Regions from separate parts of the Homo sapiens genome. Here regions 1, 2 and 3 are each linked to region 4. Evidence: chromatin contacts called from ENCODE Hi-C or POLR2A ChIA-PET data. All regions are on one chromosome and are shown on one strand. The core of a region is the stretch at or near the end of the contact, and the rest is flanking DNA. Distances in the headings are between cores, read along the strand shown. Region 1 overlaps ARMC2 (armadillo repeat containing 2). Region 2 overlaps FOXO3 (forkhead box O3). Region 3 overlaps FOXO3 (forkhead box O3). Region 4 has its middle 31 kb from the start of LINC00222.

The links. Hi-C counts contacts between places; a loop is a spot of excess contacts on that map. ChIA-PET counts read pairs that join two places held with the same protein, here RNA polymerase II (POLR2A). Pooled maps may share reads with other maps.
Region 1: a pooled map shows a loop between it and region 4 (2.3-fold over the local background). The contact joins two enhancer-like sites. A Hi-C loop is called at or near these places in 1 of 50 pooled maps. POLR2A ChIA-PET finds 5 or more read pairs at or near these places in 2 of 52 experiments (OCI-LY7 and SK-N-SH).
Region 2: a pooled map shows a loop between it and region 4 (3-fold over the local background). The contact joins two enhancer-like sites. A Hi-C loop is called at or near these places in 1 of 168 maps with a recorded cell type or tissue (Calu3) and 6 of 50 pooled maps. POLR2A ChIA-PET finds 5 or more read pairs at or near these places in 2 of 52 experiments (Caco-2 and PC-9).
Region 3: a loop to region 4 is called in a map of MCF 10A, with 7 times the contacts of the local background. The contact joins two enhancer-like sites. A Hi-C loop is called at or near these places in 1 of 168 maps with a recorded cell type or tissue (MCF 10A), 1 of 37 single-sample maps with no recorded cell type and 8 of 50 pooled maps. POLR2A ChIA-PET finds 5 or more read pairs at or near these places in 1 of 52 experiments (activated T-cell).

Annotation. Positions count from the first base shown.
Region 1 is chr6:108,944,225-108,946,940 of GRCh38, reverse strand. The region is part of intron 12 of ARMC2 (armadillo repeat containing 2); the gene reads right to left. Among named protein-coding and RNA genes, the nearest start is that of ARMC2-AS1, 21 kb to the right of the region's middle. RefSeq lists an enhancer at 1,024-1,580. Within about 2 kb of position 1,425, at least 26 of the 41 ENCODE cell types and tissues checked have a DNase peak (open chromatin) inside an H3K27ac peak, as active enhancers do.
Region 2 is chr6:108,595,709-108,598,412 of GRCh38, reverse strand. The region is part of intron 1 of FOXO3 (forkhead box O3); the gene reads right to left. Among named protein-coding and RNA genes, the nearest start is that of FOXO3, 36 kb to the right of the region's middle. Within about 2 kb of position 1,257, at least 6 of the 41 ENCODE cell types and tissues checked have a DNase peak (open chromatin) inside an H3K27ac peak, as active enhancers do.
Region 3 is chr6:108,621,206-108,624,105 of GRCh38, reverse strand. All of the region lies in intron 1 of FOXO3 (forkhead box O3), which reads right to left. Among named protein-coding and RNA genes, the nearest start is that of FOXO3, 62 kb to the right of the region's middle. Within about 2 kb of position 1,300, at least 16 of the 41 ENCODE cell types and tissues checked have a DNase peak (open chromatin) inside an H3K27ac peak, as active enhancers do.
Region 4 is chr6:108,781,355-108,784,286 of GRCh38, reverse strand. No RefSeq gene overlaps it. Among named protein-coding and RNA genes, the nearest start is that of LINC00222, 31 kb to the right of the region's middle. RefSeq lists an enhancer at 1,872-1,921. Within about 2 kb of position 1,491, at least 22 of the 41 ENCODE cell types and tissues checked have a DNase peak (open chromatin) inside an H3K27ac peak, as active enhancers do.

The DNA.
Region 1 (2,716 bases), core at 176-2,675, 160 kb before region 4:
CTCTCTGCCCATGGCCAGCCACAGTGAACACATTCCTCCCCGACTCCCACACCCTTCCTCCCGTACCTTAAAATAACTCATGTGCATAATGTTGACTGTGGGGAAGAAACAATATCAAGCTGTCACAGAAAGAATAAACTATGTTCAGCAGACTCCACTTAGGAGGGAACTGCTTCCACTAAGTAAAGGAACACATTTTAGAAAAATTTGTAAGAATGGGTTGAAATGGAAGGGGATGTAAATATACTTAAAATCCGAACTCTCTATTAACCAGAAAATTAATCAAAATACCCTGTTTAAAATATGGTTACAAACTTCTCGTGCCTGAGAGCTGAATCAGGATTTACAATTTGCTTTGTTTATCCAACTTACCACCCTCAAACAAAACTCAAACATTAATTGAGCTTGCAGGTGGCTTGAAGAACAGATAAATTTTAGCAAACTGGAAGACAGACTGTGCACTACTGCAAAAATGCTAACTGACCATAGGGCACTGAAAGTGGGTCAAGAGTTTGCCTACGTGTTTAACTAGATAAAATCGAAGAATCTGAAATGTTGGAGACTCAAAGCCAAGAATCTAAGTAGAAAATCATTTTAAAACCAGAAGAGATTACGCTTGATTCCTCCATCCATCTATCTGTTCTATCAGCAATCATTTATTGAGCACCCACGATATGCCTCTGAATGTCACTCAAAAGTACCAGGCCAATGCTAGAATTTCACTGTGCTAAGTTCTTTTTCAAGCCAGCAGACATAAATCAGGCATTTGGGTTCCGTGCTGAGCGGGGTAAGAGCCAGTTCCACAAGGGCAAAGCCGGCAGGAGCTGGAAAGAATGAACAAGCTAAGGGCGTATTGTACAGCCTGCCCGGTCAGGGGCGCAGACCAAGGCCAAGGCTGAAAAAAGGAGCAAGCTCAGCCAAATGCTCTCAGCACCCGCTGGGAATGTGCCTGCAGAGGGGCTGGGAAGACAGCCATAGGGCGTGCTCCTGTCAGGCAGGAGGCAGAGGACAAGCTGGGAGCCAAGTCGCCCTACAAAGGCACCAGGGGAAGGGGTGGGGGCACCTTCCTAACCAATCCTTGATGGCCCAAAGAGGATAGCGGGGAAGAGAAGGCACCTCTCTGGAATGCTGAAAGGCTGTGGTCACATTCAAGATGAACAGCTAGAAAAATGGAGGTGGTTTTGCTTTCAGCCCACACTGTTCAGACATTCCAGCTCTCATTTCTGATACCACGATGGCTAAGCATTCCAAATCAGTGTTCACTGTGCATACATGGCTGAAGACAGCAGCTTATGCCTATAGAAGTCTAAACAGAATGAGAGAGGTAGGACTTTAAAAGCAGCACAACCAAGAATGAGTCTGGCAGTTCCCAGGGTTTGCAAAGGCTCTGACGACAGTCCTGCTGCATCTGGAAGCTCTGTGGTAAAAGAAACAAGAAATTAACCGTATCTAAACGTGGAGAGAGTTAAATGGTCAATGGACACATGTGATAGGAATGTAGACAAAGGTTGTTCTTTTTGATCATGACCTTTGCAAAATATTGCCAGTCTTTTGAAAGTCTTATTTGAGGCATTTTACCAGATCTCTTGCCTAGTAGATATTTACAGAAGAAATGGGGAAAATCCCTTCATGTTCTTCCAAAAAACAAACCCAAATGTATTTTCCTGAGATGCTAAATGTAGCAACACTGACGTCAGAGGCGCCTCCTGAGGCAGGCTCTGCCTCCCAAAGGCTGATAGCAACCCCACTCCCTCCTTCGTTATTAAGCCCATCTGCTTGCACATTTGTTTTGTACCAAAAGCAGTTTACACCATAAAGCAGACAATATGTGCACATTTCTTAAATGAGATTTGTCATTTAATTGAATTTTGGCCAGCATTTTTAATAGATATTTTACCTAACTCTAAAGTTTAGCTTTCATACGGCATTAAGCCGAACGAGAGGCTGTTTCATCTCAGTTTTTGTGTGTGTGGGAACTGGAGTTACTAGTTGCATCATGGATCTTGGACAAATTAACCACACAGATATGAGCCAAAGAAGTTTCCCTTGCTCTCCCTGCGGAAGTCATTTATGAGAGCTGGGAGGAGTAGATGCCTTTTCATTGAGACTGTTGGTGAGCCAGAAACCCAGGCCATGCACATAACCATCACATACAGATGGAAACGGAGGCCCACTTCACTGAGGGCCATTATGCAAACAGAGGGGGTGTAAAGCGGACCATATTCTAAGTGAACTCATCACTCTCAATTTAACTGTTGCAAACTACAACATTTAGATATGGGTATATACTGAACTGTCTCAAAACACGATATCTGCAGGAATTATTTTAAAGATGAAATTTGGTGCTTGTTTCACTAACAAATGAATCAGCAACTCGCAGCTTGTCTAGCCAACTGAACTGAAGGCACCCTCCCTTGGACAGGCGGCTCTAAGGGTCCTGAGGAGTAGAGCCTGTGCCCATCTCTCCTGAGGGAGCCACTCTGGCCAGTGCTTGAAGCCTCATCAGTGTGATGAGCACCTTTTTCAAACTAGATTTGGTCCCAGGACTTATTTTGACACAAGTCTGGCAGCGAAAATTTGTGGAAAAGACTAATGTACCATCCTGTGTTCTCCAGCTAAGAAATCATTCCTCAGCTGCCTGTGCAAAAGGCAAAGGGCCAGTGGTTCTTACCACTTACTGGGAAGCCTACATTAGCACCTGGTGGGTCTTGTCAAC
Region 2 (2,704 bases), core at 8-2,507, 190 kb after region 4:
CTTGGTAATCCCCTGTCATCCCCACCCTACAAATGTCCCTATCAGCAGAGCTGGGTAGCAACAAGTCAGCAGAATTCAGCTAATCCATTCCTCCTCTAGGGCTGAGGTGACTCAAGTTGATGAAGAAACTACCAAGGAACAAATTCTACAAAGAACAGAAAGATGCACAGGGATTTTCCCCTCCCCAATTGAGGGAGATGGAAGAGGGGACAGTAGGGAGGAAGAAGGCAAAGATTAAAGCAGAGAGAACCCACAGTGTTGTACATTATTAACTGCATGGGAACTATATCCTTAATGGAAAACACATGACCCACTAAATCACTGGAACCTCAAACTCCGTGAGAGGAATTTTGTTTTTATTAAGTTTTTTCTTGCTTGCTTTAATCTGAATGTTCATCAATTCTAGCTTAGAATTTATGGGTTTAAAAGACACTATTTAACAAATATATATAGCTTCAACAGAGGGAAAAGAATCGCTAATTTTAAAACACCAAAAGCATGAATTCTAATTTTAGTACCTTTTAGTACTACAATAGGTGGCGTGTGATGAACTCTGTGATACATCTCAAGAGTCAGGCAGACCTAAGTGCTTATTACAAATTAGAGGAAACATGAAATAGCTCTGTTTGTTCCTGAAATAGCTCTCTGGCTACCTCACATGCTGCAGCTGGACACAGCCACATACAGGTCTACAGTATGAGTTACCAAAGCCTGCAGACGTCAGTATAAAAAAGTTATTGAAACATATTAAAACATGGAGTACCTAACCCCATGGACTCTGGAGACTGGTAACGCAATGTGTAATGGAATCAAAGTACCCTTTTGCCCTGTATTGACAGCTTAAATTTAGCCAACAGAATCCATAATTTCACATAGTCATTATCCATTTGTTAGGTACAAATACCACAAGGCAGCATGGGGATGTTCTGATCCAATTAAAAAAAAAGCACAATCATTCTGTTTAATAAGAAAGCAATTTCTCTTAAATGAGCATCCTCATAGCTGAAAAGAAAGATGCCTTCCACATTCAGAATCATAAGCAATTTCTTTGTGCTTAAGCCTATTACCCATTCTCAGCCTGGTGTGCTTCTGGATTTAATGGGGACAGAGAAGTTGAAAAGAGTAAATCTCTGGGGTGACACTGTTTCTAATGGCTCAAGGGGACACTCTTAGGTCTGGCTCTCTTTCTCATCTAGCCATGGAAACAACTTATACAACCTCTGAGCTGATGTGTCTCTAACATAGCCCAATGGCATCACCCACATTCTGGCACTTCCCTTTTGGGACAAGTTAAGACACAACTGTATGGCCAAGTTCTGTTCTCACTTAGCTGCTGCCATCTCCAGAGTAAATTTTCTCTCCAGTCCTTTGGGATTTTCTCTGCTTATTGTGGTTCAAGATACCATCCACACTTCAGACTCTAAAGAGTTAGATAAGACTCTAGTTTATTTAGTCCAACAGTTTATTTCCCAAAGTATGTTCTGCTGATAACTGTTTTCTGTTAAAAAAAAGAAAAAAGAAAAAAAAAGCATCCCTTTGAGCTGCAACTGTTTGGGATATGATGGATTAAACAATATAAAACAGGTTTCTTTACTGCAGGACTTATGGGCTTCAGTCTGCTGGTACGCATCCTGAAGTCCCTAAAGGGTGACAGTGTATATTAAGTATTTTCCAGATCCTTTTTTTAAACCACAGATCACTTTTTAAACACAGTGTGTAATTAGGCTAGTGTTCTGGATTCTCCCAAATTGCCTGTAACTTTGCCTATGGACAGGTACACATTTATTTACCTTCCACTTTCCTCTAAATGTTGCTTCTTAGTGACCCATCTCCGATTTCCATTTCCTGCTTAAACTTTCTCATTCCCTTGGCAAACAAATGTTTTCCTTCCCTACTTACAAAACATACTAGAGGAGATGTTCATTCAACAACCCATAACTTTTCAAGTAATCTGGACATTTTCCCCTCTATACCTCTGAGTCCACATTACTACTTTTACTTTGAACTTTTTTTTTTTTTTTTTTTTTTTTCATTTAGGCCATTAACCAGGAGTCCATGGATGGGACTTAGTGGGTCCATAAGCCCCTGAAATCATATCCAAATCACATGCAAAATGTCTTAGGTAACCACATTTTTCTAGAGATCAGGCAACACACATTTCCTCAAACAGGTCCATTATTCCTCAAAAACCACTGGGAAACAATAACAAAAATAGTACTATAAAAATGTTTTCAATGCTAAGGGATAATAGGATGGGGAAGAGAAAGGTAGAAAATAAAGCATTTGACCTTCATGGTAAAATAATGCACACTGACAGGTTATAAGCTTTGGGGGCATTCCTCAAAATAAAGAAACATTTCAGGAAGAAAAAAATATGAATGGAAAGTTTAAACAAAACGGACAAGAAGGAAGCAGTATCTGGGCAGTCTGACAGAATGAAGGGGACCAGGGCCTGCCACCATTAAAATATTTCTTACTGAATCTCAAAATATTCTATACTTGGCCCATTAATGTAAAAAGTCCATTTCTGGCAGAATTATCAAACTCATCACTAACAAGGTAAATTGGCAGCTTGGCATTTGAACACCATCAGGCCCCTCATAACCACGTGCAAACACAGAGGTCACTAATTTCATGTTGTGTGCAAAAAAACTCCCTTAGACAGAAGTGACTTAAAACAGGAGAGGAGATTTTATCCTAAAGT
Region 3 (2,900 bases), core at 51-2,550, 160 kb after region 4:
ACATCAAACAGATTCATGAGATGAAATTTCCTTGTCCCTGCAGCCTCAACATGATTTTATGATATTCCTGACACAGTTTATATATACAATTCAGATGCAAAATCTTGGTGGCAACAAGGACTGCTACTTGTCCATTAACTTAATACTTATTTTCGCTGAGAAATACGAATTTCTCAATCATTTCGAAGTCCATTTAACAAACAACTAAGAAAACTTGCAGATTGTTCTGTATTTCTTAGATGAAAGGAGAAAACTCTTATATCAACTGTTCATTAAGAAGGAAATATTAAGAGCAGTTAGCATTATAAGAGGAGGAAGGCTCTTCTTAAGTCCAGTTTATGAATGCATAGCTAAAGACCTGAATTTCCTTCCCTTCCCCTTTATTTTACTAGCTGAGATGAATTACTCCTTGACAGACAGCACAAACTGGTATATACTTCATTTGTTATGACTGTCATTTATACAAAGGGGTGTATTCCTTTGCCTTCCCATGTGGCTTTGTATAGTACAGACATCAAAACATCAAACACCCAGGAGCAAAACGTCTGACAAGGCCTGCCCAAGGAGAAAACAAGCTTTCCCAAAGCTGAAGCCTAGCCTGGGGGCCCTCAATGGGGCTGAGCTAGTGTCTGTTAGTCCTGAGCCTACCACAATGCTTAGGGATGAACCTGGGGGTGGCAAGCTTCTCCACCCAAACTGAAGAGGTGACACATTAAAAAGGAAAGATTTACATGTGCAGGTGGGTTCAGTAAAACCTATCTGCCACAGTATCTTCTACTCACCCACAAAGGATCCTATAACTCCTATCCACTCACCAATGACCCAGAAATCATGAAAAGAGGCCAACTTATAAGCTAATCAGAGTAGGCTCCTGAGACGACTACGGCTCCTGCTGTCTCTGCCCCACCCCTTCCAGATGGCTATCCCTAGCGCATCACCACAGTCCTCCCCAAACCCAGATGCTGGAAACCATCACTAGGTTCTGGCAGGCTTCTGAGGCATGCTGTAGCCCCATGATATGTCCAAGATGAGATGGAAAACAGTGCCACACACTGGAGGTGGACACAGAGGGTCCATCCTTGCTCTCCCACTGTCCTGGACGTGGCCCACCCTCCTGTTGCTTCCACTGAAGCTCAGGAAGGGGAACTCTTCCAGCTTTTTTTTTTTTTTTTTTCTAAAAGGCCCTCTTATGCACAATTCCAGAAGAATCAAGTTTCTGAAGCAATGCCTGAACGAGAGCCACAGCACACGGGAGGCCCGGCTCTCTTGCAGACATCATGCAAAATGAGTCACTGCATCTACGTCTTCTGCTATTGCTGCTGCCACCCTTGCTCAGAGTAAATGAGGAAGACAACTGATTCACATGGGATCCGTGGAAACTGATGTGTAAGATCAGCACAGCAACAGGGAAGGGGGCGTCCAGTAAGAGTTCCTCACACGGGCCCCTTCCCTAGAGGGGCAGAAAGGCTCCTGTCAGGATTTGTGTGGTAGTTGGAGTGGGAGGAGGAAGGAGCAACAACAGAAAGGGGAAGGAAACAGAGATGTTAAAACAAAACAAAACAAATAAAACAAAACAAAAAAACACCAAAAACAATACTGGTGGGGGAAACAAATTCTCAACTCAACCAGATCCTTGCAGTAATTCTCCAAGGGGCAAGGACTCCTTCCTCTCATTTGACCCCAAAAGGAAATGTCTGAACAGATCCCTTCTCTCTCCCTGCCCACCCTGATTCAAGGAGATCTCAGGTACAAAGCAAGATAGAAAGCTTCGCTCTCCTGACCCTCCAGCTCTCCAAGAGGAACTTAAGTCTCAGATATCCCTGCCTTTTTTTTTTTTTTTTTTTTTTTTGAGACAGTCTTGCTCTGTCGCCCAGGCTGGAGTGCAGTGGCATGATTTGGGCTCACTGCAACCTCCACTTCCTGGGTTCAAGCGACTCTCCTGCCTCAGCCTCGCAAGTGGCTGGGATGACAGGCATGCGCCACCACACCCAGCTAATTTTTTTGTATTGTTAGTAGAGATGGGCTTTCATCATATTGGCCAGGCTAGGATGGTCTCAAACGCCTGATCTCAAGTGATCCACCCGCCTTGGCCTCACAAAGTACTGGGATTACTAGGTAAGCCACCACTCCCGGCTGCCCCTGCTTCTGTCTTCCCGACTCTCCATACAAAACTTGCCAGTTACTCCTTAGCTGCCTGAGGCCCACAGCCTCCCCTAATGTCACATGAACATGTCTGCACGAGACCCAAGGCCAAGCTCAAGAGGAATTCTTTCTAGTACATCCCTGTCACTAGGCACTACCTACCTGGCAAAGTACTTATGTGGCCTGACTTCAGGAGAGCTACAGACCTCTCACCTTCAATTTTCTCTCCCACATACTTCTGAAACGGACCATGCCACTGTGAGGCTTCAGGTAGGTTTCTCAGCCCTGGCACTACTGGCATTTTGAGCTGGACACATCTGCTGTGGGCCTCTCCTATGCACTGCAGGATATTTAGCACTGCACACCAGCCTGGGTGACAGAGGAAGACTCTGTCTCAAAAAACAAAACAAAACAAAAAAAAACACTAACATGGTGAAAGACTCATCCCAACAATTTTTCACTACAGTAGCTGAGGTACATCATGCACTACACACATACTTGATTCTTTCTTCCAGACGTTGCCTTGTGAATTGGATTTTGAACTGTGCTCCTGCCATGGCCTTAAGAATGACCAAGAAGTCCTTGTGGCTTGATGACATCTGATGTCTTTGAGACTCACACAGCAGGCAGTTGGCAAGGCAGCGGGCTTACTCACACAGGCAGGGGTTCCACGAGTCACCCCAATGACTACAGCCTGAATGAACTGCTGTTCCTCGTGGGCACTCCTAGCTCTGCAGGCAGAGCGAGGACATACAAGC
Region 4 (2,932 bases), core at 242-2,741:
CCTTATCACCTACATGGATACATCTAAAATGTGTAATGATAAACTAGAAAGATGCAACATAAATATTTATACAATATAATTTACATAAAATGTAAAGTACATGAAACGATAGTATATATAATTTACTAATATACGTTAAAGATACTCAGATCTTCCTGGTTATGGTTCACATATATGAAGGGGGGAGAGAGAGGCCTCCTAAACCAGGTGTCCGAATATTACAACATCTAGAAAGACTCTTGAACTTACACTTCATAAAAGATAAAAGGAGTGTTTTTTTAAAGAGCAACTGAGCTACTAATGAGAATTTGGCACTATTTATGTTTTTATGTATAAAGAACCCTAAAGGACATTCGATGGATTCTGGTATCGGTTGCCAGTTCTTCTTCACTTAGGAACTGATGCTACTAACCCTTAGTTGGTGGGGCTAAGAGAACAGTTCTGGCCTAGCTCCTGTCTCCTACAGGTCCTTCAGGAGCAAAATGGGCAAACAAAATGTGGATTATACATAGAGTGCAACACTGGGTTATTCTCCCTCACCCAGCCTACTAGTCTGCCCAGAAAATCCCCATCCTGCTTCTGTTGGATTCTTTCCTGTGTTTCCTTTGCCACTTGCTGAAAGTACAGTACCATTCTAGCATCCCAAGTTTTACTTGCTGATTTCTGTTGAAGACTCTACAGCCCAACTCTGCCTTTCTGATGGGTCTGGAAGGCAGTGTGCCTATTCAGTACATGTGCCTATTCAGGGGAGATGCCTCCCTGGACAGGGTTAGCTTTTCTCTAGGTGCTACAATGCTGGGCAGAGGACCTTAAATCTCCTTTGGTTTGGAGTGACAGAACCATAATCCTTCCTGAGCTCCTTTTTTAAACACTCATACATACACACATGCTTTCATATACATGCACATGTACACACACTCAGACAAAAAAATGCACACACAAATACCTACACCACTCCCTTCTCTGCAACAGGAGTCGGGACTGCTTGGTTACTCTAAATCCAGTATCGTATAGGTGTTGTGTGGCAGATCTGATTTTATAATGGAAGACAATGGGAATAATAGGATTTGCTATTCACGAACACATAGATCTCAAATATCAAAGGACAACTGTATGATACCATTGGAACCATTATAACACAGTAGCCGTCTCCCACTTGCCAAGCTCAAAGCATATAACTTTTCTTTTTCACGTTGGGAGCAGAGGTGATTGAATTATACTCCTCAGTTCTTATCCCATTACCGTGACTGTATGTGAGGTCCCTCTCTAGTTTTACAACTGTGCTTCCTTTTATATTCCCCTTTGTGTCTGATTCCACTTTCATTTCCCTTGCCCCCACCCACAGGCATCTGCTGGAATGGGTTTGATATTTGCCCAATTGTTATTTATCCTGTTGCTTTTCTACTGGGACGGCACGGCAAGAGGATGTTTATCTCTGATTCATTATGCTGATTCATTTTTGTTAAGCAGCCACACAATTTCAGGTATAGTGCTGGAGTGGATCCCACTGTGGAACCTAGCAGCCAAACTGAACTGAACATCTGTTTAATTTAAATGGTGGGTCCTGGGGTGTCAGTTCCATTATTTTGTTTGTATTACAAAACTTGGCTTACAAGATCACACTCTTGTTTAAAAAAAAAAAAAAGTGTCCTTTAAATTGGGAAAATGCTCATCTGTCCTGAATGAGTTAAGAGTGCTTCTGCCTGCAAGCAGAGTGTGCGGTGACTCACTGTCCCATGAAGACGCCTTCCCTTCTACCTTAAGACTGCGTCTGTCCCGCAGAACGCCACGTGCGGGCGTCCCTGGAACCTGGCCCATAGGTGGCAGTCTCCCTTCATCGTTCCCGGACTACGAACCTCCGAAGGGCAGCCTGAGAAAGCAGTTGCTTTTGCTTTTTCTTCGGGTTTCCTAATATTTAATGTTCCCTCCACTCACCTTCCCCCTCCATCCCACAGAGAGTGTAGAGATTGCATCCCTGGAGGCTAGCAAACGACAAAAGAAACTTCGTCTGGAACCAGTCAAAGTCGGGAGACCTGCGTTGTGCCGACTCTCGATGCGATTGTTTTGGAATTTTGCTGAAGCTCTCTTGCAGAATTGCTCTGTAAATGGCAAGAAGAAATGCCTTTCACTATAAACAGAAAATAAAGCTTTCACAAGTTGTCATATTTTTAAAAAGCAATCATGCGGATGCAAGTTTTTATCCCCTCTGTTTAGTCTTGCCTCCCCTCCTTGCCAACACACCCCCACAGAATTTGGGATGAATCTTTGCGAGTGAAGTAAAAGTAGGCATTCTCTCCAACATGTGCCCCTCCCCCAGCCCTTCACAGAGCCTATTCAACAAGATATCGAACAGTCATAGGCAGAGACGAGTGTGCGTGTGCATATGAGTGTGCATGTGTGTGCGCGTGTGTGTGTGCGAGTGTGTGTGTATGCAGAGAATACTAGATGGAGAGTCAAAGGGAAACCAAGAGATCCAGAAAAGGGGCACCACCTTCTCACCTTCCTTCCACCCCACTCCTCCTCACCCAAGGAGGGAAGCCAGGTAGAGCGCTCACCCAGCCCCAGGCCCTTTTGGGCGAGCCTGCCCAGTGGGTTTCTAATCAGCCAACACTTTGGGCCGGCCTCCACTGTTTATGGAGCCAAAGGGACTTTAAATCATTAGCCGGTGTCAAAATGCTTGAGGAATGTGCTTGCCTAGGAAGCCACATGGAGTGGTTCATCAGCATTTGTAAAAACCGCCTTGGCAAAAAGATGTTGAACCCAGCACTGGGGGCGGATTGTGTGTATTTCAGTTGAATTAGCAAACAGAATACCTTTTAAATCTTAGCAACACCTGGTTCTGAAAAGGACACCCACTAAAGAAAGGGCTGCCTTGTCTGTGCTGGAAGAGGCTTTCCCTGGCTCAAGGTGCTTCTCCTCTCCAGATCAGAGA